Regions from separate parts of the Homo sapiens genome. Here region 2 is linked to region 1. The links are chromatin loops, found by intact Hi-C in ENCODE. Cell type or tissue: endothelial cell of umbilical vein. All regions are shown on one strand.

Evidence for each region. Hi-C counts contacts between places; a loop is a spot of excess contacts. Peaks named below come from ENCODE experiments on the same cell type or tissue, not always from the same donor. Only the 100,000 strongest peaks of a DNase experiment are listed, where the experiment ranks them.
Region 2: a loop joins it to region 1, with 3 times the contacts of the local background. A loop is called at or near these places in 1 of 110 quality-filtered maps.

What each region holds. Positions count from the first base shown.
Region 1 is chr6:126,828,978-126,833,977 of GRCh38, forward strand. No RefSeq gene overlaps it. Among named protein-coding and RNA genes, the nearest start is that of RSPO3, 290 kb to the right of the region's middle. In endothelial cell of umbilical vein, no CTCF peak of the experiment used is centred here; a DNase peak (open chromatin) is centred at 2,654; H3K27ac peaks cover 1,453 bases.
Region 2 is chr6:126,913,684-126,918,683 of GRCh38, forward strand. The region is part of intron 8 of LOC105377989 (a long non-coding RNA gene); the gene reads right to left. Among named protein-coding and RNA genes, the nearest start is that of RSPO3, 200 kb to the right of the region's middle. In endothelial cell of umbilical vein, no CTCF peak of the experiment used is centred here; DNase peaks (open chromatin) are centred at 1,148 and 2,898; H3K27ac peaks cover 2,530 bases.

The DNA.
Region 1 (5,000 bases):
AACATCAGGCAACTTCATAGTTGAAACCCATGTGCTGCTCCATGACCTTGCTGTCCTCTTGTCATATAATAAAAACACAATTTTAGTGCATAAGTCAGCAAGAAGTTAAGGTGAATTTGCTTTAATATATCTTTCTCTATCAAATAACTCAAGAAACAGCTCCAGCAACTTAGTTGCAAAGTTAATGATGGTATAAATTATATTGAGGTAAATGTCTAGACGAAAGGATGTTTAGTTCTTGTCTTTCTCTTTTGGAGCTCTCAGATTTGTTGAATCCATAGTGAGAAATGCCTCAGCGTTCTTCAGTTTTCCTCTGGCACAATGTGTGGTTGAATAAATGCTAATATATGAACATTCATAGTGAGCTAAGAAGACAATTTTTTTCATTTAAAGCTTCATTTGTTTCCAATATTCGCTAAACCACTTAAAAATAATTTTCAATTATTGTATGTAAAATATTAAGCTAGTTTTCTTAAACTCAAAGTTAGTTTACAGATGTTCTCAAATATTTTGTTGTGTTATTCACAAGTATGGAATATTAGGATTATTCCTAAATAAATTATTTTTGTAAATATAGGTGTTATAGCCAAACCAAATATATAGATATTCTGGAAATATCTATGTGGGTTTTCTGATTTTGCATTTAATCTTGTTTGGCCTTGGAGAGAAGTGCTAGAAGAATGAAGATTATAGTTGGGACTCTAAGATCTCACATAAAACAAAAATACTCCTACTTTTTAGATTGAAATTATACTCACATGGTTAAGTTTGGTCTTTTGCTGAAAGGATAAATATGTATGTCTAATACCATATTTTTGTGAGATAGTATTTATAAAAATGCAGAGGCAAAACTGAATATGAAGATAAGTGACAATAAGGAAAAATGAGTGACAGGGGCCTTTTCCCTGCCAGAGCTTCCTGTTCCGTGGAGTCTTTCTTGGATTCTGACCGAGCATTCAACATGCCACCGTCTCTTTCTTTAGGACTCAAGCTATTGTCTAGGTTCTACTGTGATGCCATGCTATGCTCTTCATAAAAAGTAACCTCCAGAACCTCAAACCACATAGAAATAAGTTTCAAGTCATTGTAGGTAGGTGATAAACAATAACAAATATCAAACAAGGAAAAAAAGACTTAAGAGCAGAGGAATACATTTACTTCTGATTTTGAAGTTCAGTAAATAATCTTGCTATTGCTTACATAAACCAATCTTCAATTCAAACTCAGCTCGACATAATTGGTGGAAATAAGAATGTACCAATCCAATGTTTGGCTGCTGCACAATGGTTTGGGAAATGAGCTATAAAACCGCTAAGATTCTGTAAAATCAAAATGTATTAGAATATAGAAGGAATTGACATCCACGGCCCATGTTCCCATCGTCAAGTGTTTGTCCTTTGGTTACACCCTTATTTACTAGCTCTTCTGTGGACCTATGTATGTCTCCCCAGGTTGGAGTACCTGGAAGACAGGAGACATCTTTTTCCCTTAAATATTTACTTTCTTGAAAAACCTAACCTAATTGTTTGTAGTAATTACCAGTGATTTTTTAAAAATCCCACATTCAGGTACTTTTTTTCAACTATCATTTCTTTATTATTTGAACTTGTACTATAATTCCTACAGCCTGTTTTTCCACCATGGAAATTTTTAAGATTCCTAAATTCTAAGGTTTCTAAGTTTTGGTCCTGAAGGTGATTTTAGGACCATTCAGGGACAGGATTTTTCTTTTCCATATGCAGTCAAGGGATTCCCACTCTCTGGGAATCCTCTAACTTGTAAGATTTAGCTGAAAAGGTCACAGGCCTGGATTTTCATATCATCTAATCACATACTACTTACAAATTCTCACAAATCAAAATTTTCCTAACAACCACTGGGACCCTGAAATGTATTATGGGTTGTTTTTTCCTTATTGTGGATATTTAGATGGTCTCTAAGATATAAAGCAAACCATACGTATTGCACCATTTCTACATTAAAGCTGCATCTTTGTAGGACACAGGCGGTGTATTTAACCAATGATATACCTGATTGCGTTCCAAGCCAAACAACATAGCCTTTTTATTTTTGCCCATGCCGCAGGCTATCTGAAAGTATTAGAGTTAATGTGCAATCAGGTAACTAAACCCATATTACATATCTGTAATTTTCATCCAGTAGAAAGAAAATATTATATTACAAGCCTCCATAATTGCATTCAAATGTAATCAAATACAAAAGTTTAAGATCCCAAATCCTTTGAGTTACAAGATCTCTTTTTCTATACATATAACCAACCTTATAGCTGCAAAATGAAATTGAAATAATTCTCTAGGCATTTTTAAAAAATAACAAGATTCACTCGTTATTTTTAAACTTGTTATTTTAAAAAATAACAAGAGCCCCAGGCTCTGATTCTTTTATAGCACTGTCGGCAGCAGCCATTTATCTGCTCAGGCAACAAAGGCCTAGACAAAGATAGGACTAGAAAAATAGCCCTCTGGAACTAAAGAAAGTTTCTTCAATTGGGGGTGTTGGGTGAAAACCAATACTTTAATAAACAGTAGTTATATACGTTTTGATCTCTGAACCAAGAACGCAAGACTAGAGGGTTCTTGCGTAGCGTCAAAATTGAGGGAATCTGATTTAAAAGAACAGTCTTAGAAAGGAAACTCATCAAAACTATGAGTCAAGCTTTGAAAATGTAAAGTACATTAAGCTAACAATAACTACGTATTTACTATGGCTTTCTTCCTTTCTTCCTTTATTAGTTTTATTTTATTTTTTTAAATCATGGAGGAAATACAGAACCACTTGAAACACAGGAATGGTATGTGAGGGTAGATGTTACTAACCAATGCTAAGTGCATCTATTTCACTCTATTCTAAACTAGCCAAAGGAAAACAGACTTTGAGTGTGTAAAGGGGTTGGAGATACTGGGTACACTAAAATGCTACAAAACTACTTGGCCAAAAGTTTTCTTTTTTCAAAATCTAGGTAATCAAATTCCATGAATTAGAGAATTATTTGTTAAAAATTTCTACCTTTAAAATACAAATGCTATTTTCATGCTATGATTTCCTACTATAAGACTTGATATCAGTGACCCTTTTCCCTAAGAACAATTACAAAGACTGGACAACACACACAACAAGCATTCGGGAGAGTCCATGGCATCCATGGGGGAAAACAACTGATCTGGTTTCTTCAAAAAGTCAACATTATGGGAAAAAAAAGTAAGAAAGGTTATAGTATGGTAAAAGAGACATGAAAACTAAATGCAATATAAGAATATTGATTGTATGCCAATTCTAAAAATAGCCATCAGATATCTTGAGGACAGGTGGGAAAATCTGAATATTGACCAATTGTATATTATATTAGAGAAATAATGTTAACTTTTGTAGACATGATAATGTGGTTAGGCAGGAGAATATCTTTTTTTAACTTTTAAGTTCAGGGTAAAAGTGCAAGTTTGTTACGCAGGTAAACTTGTGTCATGGGGGTTTGTTGTACAGATTATTTCAGAACCCAGGTATTAAGCCTAGTACCTATTAGTTATTTTTCCTGATCCCTTCCCTCCTCCCACCCTTCAACCTCTGATAGGCCCAAGTATCTACTGATGCATGTGTTCATTGTTCTCTTCATTTCTCTCCCACTTATAAATGAGAACATGTGGTATTTGGTTTTCTGTTCCTCCCTTAGTCTGCTAGGGATAATGGCCTCTAGCTCCACTCTTGTTCCAGCAAAGGACATGATCTCATGAGTTTTCTTTTTTTTTTTTTTTTTGAGATGGAGTCTTGCTCTGTTGCCCAGGCTGGATTGCAATGGTGCAATCTCGTCTCACTGCAACCTCTGCCTCCTAGATTCAAGCAATTCTCCTGCCTCAGTCTCCCAGGTAGCTGGGACTACAGGTGCACACCACCATGCCCAGCTAATTTTTGTAGTTTTAGTAGAGATGGGGTTTCACCATATTGGTCAGGCTGGTCTTGAACTCCTGACCTTGTGATCTGCCCACCTCAGTCTCCCAAAGTGCTGGGTTTATAGGCATGAGCCACTGTGCCTGGTGATCTCATGTGTTTTTATGGCTGCATAGTATTCCGTGGTGCATATGTCATACATTTTCTTTATCCAGTCTGCCATTGATGGACATTTAGGTTGATTGCATGTCTTCACTATTGTGAATAGTGCTGCAATGAACATTTGTATGCATGCATTTTTATGATAGAATGATTTATATTCCTTTGGGTGTATACCTAGTAATAGGATTGCTGGATGGAATGCTATTTCTGTTTTTAGGTCTTTGAGGAATCTCCACACAGTTTTGCACGATGGTTGAACTAATTTATACTCCCACCAACAGTGTATAAGCATTCTTTTTTGCAGGAAACTATCTTTATTCTTAGGAAATGAAGTAGTTAGGGGTGATATCTCAATATGGCTGCATCTTACTTTCAAATGGTTCAGCAGAGAATAATAGAAAAAAGACAGAAGGAAAAAAGAATGGAAGAAGGGGAAGGAAGTAGTGAAGGAAGAAGGGGAGAGAGAGAAAAAAATAGAATAGTGTAGAATCATGATGGTAGTTATGAGAGTATATTTTATATTACATATTCTTCCTTATGTTTTAAATGTTTGAAATTTTTCATCATGAGAATTTGAGAAAAAAATAATTCTTGTAAGTCTGGTACAGAACAACTGCTATCTTCAAGAAGACGTTGCCCTTGTCTGCAAGGAGAGAGTTTATTAGGGAAAACAAACCTCAAATCAAAATTAAATCGATTCCTCCAAGTATTTTTTTAGAACGCCCCCAGGTGTAATAAACACTACAGATAGCCATGTACTCAACAGAAACAGCTCTCACTTTTGCTCATAGAGTATTAGAGCAGGAGAATGAGAAGGAAGGTTAACTTTTCGTCTATTCATTTCTGAACTAACTTTATAAAATTGACTCCAATATTCCTTTTTCAATCCCGAGCTTTTAAGGGTCAAATAGGTGTATATTTCTACAAACATATAA
Region 2 (5,000 bases), 85 kb after region 1:
AGGGGGGAAGACAGAGAAAGAGGAGAGAAAAGGAAAAAAGAGAAAAGAGGCAGAGAGAGAGAAGGAGTTTCTACAAATTCACTAAAGAATTTGGTCAAGCTGTAATTTCAGCCACTGTAAAAGCTGACAGATTTCTCATTGAAAGCTACCAGACACTCTTCTGTTTAACAACAACACATACCATGTGTTCAAGAGCAAAAGTATGCCATTCAGCTAGGAAGATAAAAAGCTGTTTGTCCGATTTCTTAATATGGGAAGAAATACAAATAAAGATTTTTTATCTTCCTGTTCTTTTTCTAGGACTTTTGACTGTTTAAGCTGAATAATGATAGTGATGATGATGGTTATGATGCATGAATGAAAATATTGCAAATATCTCTGCCAGTAAGAAAGAAATAAAGTTTTAAAAGCTACAAAATTTCCTACCCCAACTCAAAGATAAAACAACATTAAAAGGTAGAGATAGGTCCTTTTATGTATGCATAGATATCCACATACATTTACTTGGTCTACCATGAATTGCATGTAGTTTTTTACTCCACTGAAGCCTAGATAATGAGTCAAAGCGAATGGTACAACCAGCTGACTTAGTACATTCATTCCAACTGCTGATCAAGTCCAATAAAATCAAAACAAAAAAATTAGCCAACTGAGCTCTTTAGCTGTAATGGTTGATTGACCAAATAATACAGCCAACACTGCCAGCCAGACTAAGATCTCAGCCGCTCATTGGCCAGTTAAAGGAAGGCAGCCTCTTGTGACTGGATATGTAATGGCTCTTTCATCAGCTGCTCAGTCTATCTTGGGGTAAACCCAAAACAACTCCTGAGTTGAGAGGTTTATGCTTTTTAAAGAACCTGAAATAAAATATTATATTTTGCTTAGACTTAGACCAGTGTCAAATCTTATCACTCTTCCCACTGGCTGTCGGTCACTGTTGAGTTTTCTCTGACTGTTAACTCAACATCAACAATTCAAATTTTTCAGCTGGTTCATTGCAGCCAAAAGGATCATGTTATTAGAACATTCAAGATACAGATTAAATTGTATATCAGGGGCTGCCTGCCATCTTAGCAGTATGGAGGCATGCATTTTCAGGGCTTTAGCTGCTGCTTGTTTTTGTGCATGAACAGGAAATATTGTTTAAAAAATTGTGCTGTGAATGACAAGAGTAGAAATGAAAAAGTATCATTGAATGATTTTCTATAGTGATGAAGAATGAAATTTTTATCACTTTCAGCTTTGCTCTTACATCTGTTTCCTGGAAAGAAGGAATTCAGTGCCAGTAACAAGTATGCTAATTACAATTTGGGCCATAGCTTCAAAATCTTTAAGTAAATGCTGAATGCTTTAGTTCAGTCAGGAAATTTGCTAAGACACATTTCTTCTGACAGCTGCCAAGGAGAATGTCTGTTTTTAATACTTGAAAGATATACTATATTTGCACTTTTCAATAACTACAGTTTTACAGCTCCTATTGGAGTCTTGCTGAGCTCCTGACTACATTTTTCAGCATTGAATGTCATAAGGTAGTTCACTTAAAATAGGTTTTATTATTATTATTATTATTTTTTTTAGTGCCAACCATTCAAAGTCTCTGGACAGCATTTAGTTCAGAGTCAAAAGAGCTAAATCTTTTGCTTTTTTATTCCATGTAATCTCAGTGTCATTGAATGACAACGGACCTAAATGTCCAACCTGCTGGTAACCCCAGTGCTCAGGTTTAGGAGCATAGTGGGAGTACAGCCCAGCCAACCTCATTCATTCTGGCCATCTTCATGGGCAATAATGGTCTTCTTACCCAGGTCCATTGCACCATGATCTTTATTATTTTCAGATAATCAGAAAAATAAGCATTGCTGTACAATGATGTCTTCATTTCTTTTGCTTAAAACTGGCATAATACTTCAATTGAAGCAACCAAATTAGTGACAAGTAGGAAAGATTTTCCAGGTCTAAGTTTCTTGCTCATTATGTTTATAAAGAAAGTAGTAAAGGCAAAAGTAGGCTTCATTTCAAAGAATCTAGCTCATTAACGTATCAAAGAAGACTTGTGTAAATATTTTACATAAGCTTCTTTCATGGCTTCTACCTCTTCTTCCCTACAGTAATAAAGAAACCTGATTCCTGTCTATCAAGAAAAATCCAAATTTATTTACAGCTGGATGGACGTGGGCCAAACTGTTTTCCTTAGCATGACTTTGGGTTGTCCTTTCACTGTAGACTTGCTCAGCATATGATTTCAATATGGTTGAAATGAATGCTGACTTTCCAAAACAGGCAACAGTCTGAAAATCTTGGCAGTTTATGGGCAAATGACCTATTTTTTCTGCTTGTTTAAACTGTTTAATAAAACCTCAGGAGAAATACTAAAAATACTCAATGCCTTGAGATTGTTTTTTTCAATAAAACCAATTGAATTGATCTTCTTCGCAGAAGGAGAAGAAGCAAATAAATACTTAATTATCCATAATTATCAACACCACCAGCAATGCCTTTGCCATTTCTATAGTCTGCTGTAGGCCAGGGATTGTAATAGATACTTAAAGTGCAACATCTCATTCAATATCCATAAAAATCATGTAAGGTATATACTCTTATTCAATTTCATAGATAAGGAAACTAAGTTAGAAAAGTAATGTGGCTTGCCTTATGCTATACAACTGAAATATGGCTGAGCTGAAATTTATATCCAGGACTGTTTAACCACAAAATGTTTTCTCTTCCCAATCACTTTTCTTGGAGCAAGGAAAGTAGTAGAGGGCATGGCAGGTTTTTCCCAGATGAATTAAGTAGCAAAATATGTGCTTTATTATTTGATCTATCTAATCACCTAAATGGCATCTGGGCTTAAAATATTGATAAAATATATCATGAACTGCGTAAGTCAGGAAACTTGCTTTATATGTCTGACATCATCAGAACACAAAACACAGGAAGGTGTTTGTAGATTAGAAATTCTGTGAATACTTACAACTGACTGCAAACTATATCTAAGTGAACATCTGGTCCAGAACCAAAATAACAAAGAAGCTAGAAGTGTTATTGTTAGAAGAAGGGACAGTAACTTACAGAAGAATCTCAAATTTTCTCAGATTTTTTAGATAATTTCAGGCCCATTTAATGCCTGAACTACATATAATGCTAATTATGGGGAATAATCAAGTAAATAATCAGATGTGATAGAGTTATATACAATCGGTTGCATATAACTCTATCACATCTGATTATTTACTTGATTATCCCCCATAATTGACATAAACAGCCTATTTCCTCTTCCGAGTCATTTATTTATTTAATTATTCATTCAACACATCACCAAATATTTGTTGAAATTACTGTGTGCCATGTACAGTCCCAGGCCTGTACATGAAAAGATACAGCAAACAAGAGTCCTTTCCCTCAAGTTCTTTCTTATATTGAGCCAGAATCTCTTTCACCACTACTTCCAATTTGTGTACATGTTTTACCCTCAGAATTAATCAAATATGTTTTTTCAAGCAATATTACTTCAAATATCTCAAGTCACTGAATGAATGTGCCACTTTGGATGGGAGTGGGTGCTTCTCCCACTGTTGCTCTATTTTTTTTTTATTTCACTTTTAGAAGAGTCATCTTGAGAAAACTTTGTCCTTAAGAGAAAATCTTTGGATTTGGAGAATGAGAGGAGCCATAGGGACAACAATCGGGAAGGGAGATATAACTGGTTGTTTGGGGCTGGCTCTAGTTTTACTTTAAGTGATCGCAATAAAGGGCACCCCTAATGTATTTTAGTATTGTCCTGAGATTAGGAAGCAAACAGAGGTTTTGAAGAAAGTAGTAAACACGTATTTGGCTAAAATAATCCATGACTTATCTCTCCTGAGGATCTAATTGCAGACACGAGTGGCTAGATAGCATTGAAATGCAGTAAAGGAAGGGATACAGTATACACATTTCCTGATATGATGTGGCTTCCCACTCTGTACCTCCCCTAATAACTATCCTTGGAGCTTGTTCTATTTGTCTGTATATGTTATATTAGTTTGGTTCAAAAAGAATTGTGGTTTTTGCCATTAAAAGTAATGCTTTTTATGGCAAAACCTGCAATTAGTTCTGCACATTACTTTTAACGGTAAAAACAGCAATTACTTTTGCACCAAACTAATAAAATGTGTCACCCAAAGCTCAACTCAATAGTTATTTCTCAACTTGGAAATTGGTTCTAGGATCCCTGTGGATACCAAAGTCCGTGAATGGTTAAGTCTCTTATATAAAATAATATAGTATTTGTATATAACCTACACGCAACCTCCCATATACTTTAAATCAGCTCTAGATTACTTGCAATACCTAATACAAAGTAAATGTTATGTAACAGTTGTTATGCCATATTTTTATGTGTATTCTTTACTGTTGTATGTTATTTTTTACAACTTTTACAAAATATTTTTGATTGGGGATTGTGCAGAACCCTCAGATACAGATGACCAACTCTATTATATTTCTAATGTGAATAGTAGAAATAAAGCAGAATAAGTTATTATCTAATTCTAAATATATTATTTTTAACTAAGGTAACCAACCCTTGCATTGGCTTTTTTTTTTTTTTTGGTACTAACACTGAATCATATACAGCTTAATTTTTTCTACAACTTTGTATTCTTTCTATTTACCTACTATACCTAATTTCTATCATTCTCTACATATTTAATTGCTGTTTAAATGTATTTTATTAGAATCAGTCTTTCACTCTTTTAGTCCTAAAAATATTATTAACCAGAATAGTCACATTTTTTCTTTAATTTGCTATCCATAAAATTGATGAGCATAACACATATATTTTATTCACATCTTGGCTGAATAAAAAGCTAAGAACAAAGGTATGTCATTCTAATAACCATCTACCCCCAGAGCGACGGAAACCTTATAATCAATTAGATTAGACATTCAGCTGTTATTGTCCTTACATCTGGTTAGTTTCTTAGTCATATTCATAGGAAGAGATAAAAATAGATGTC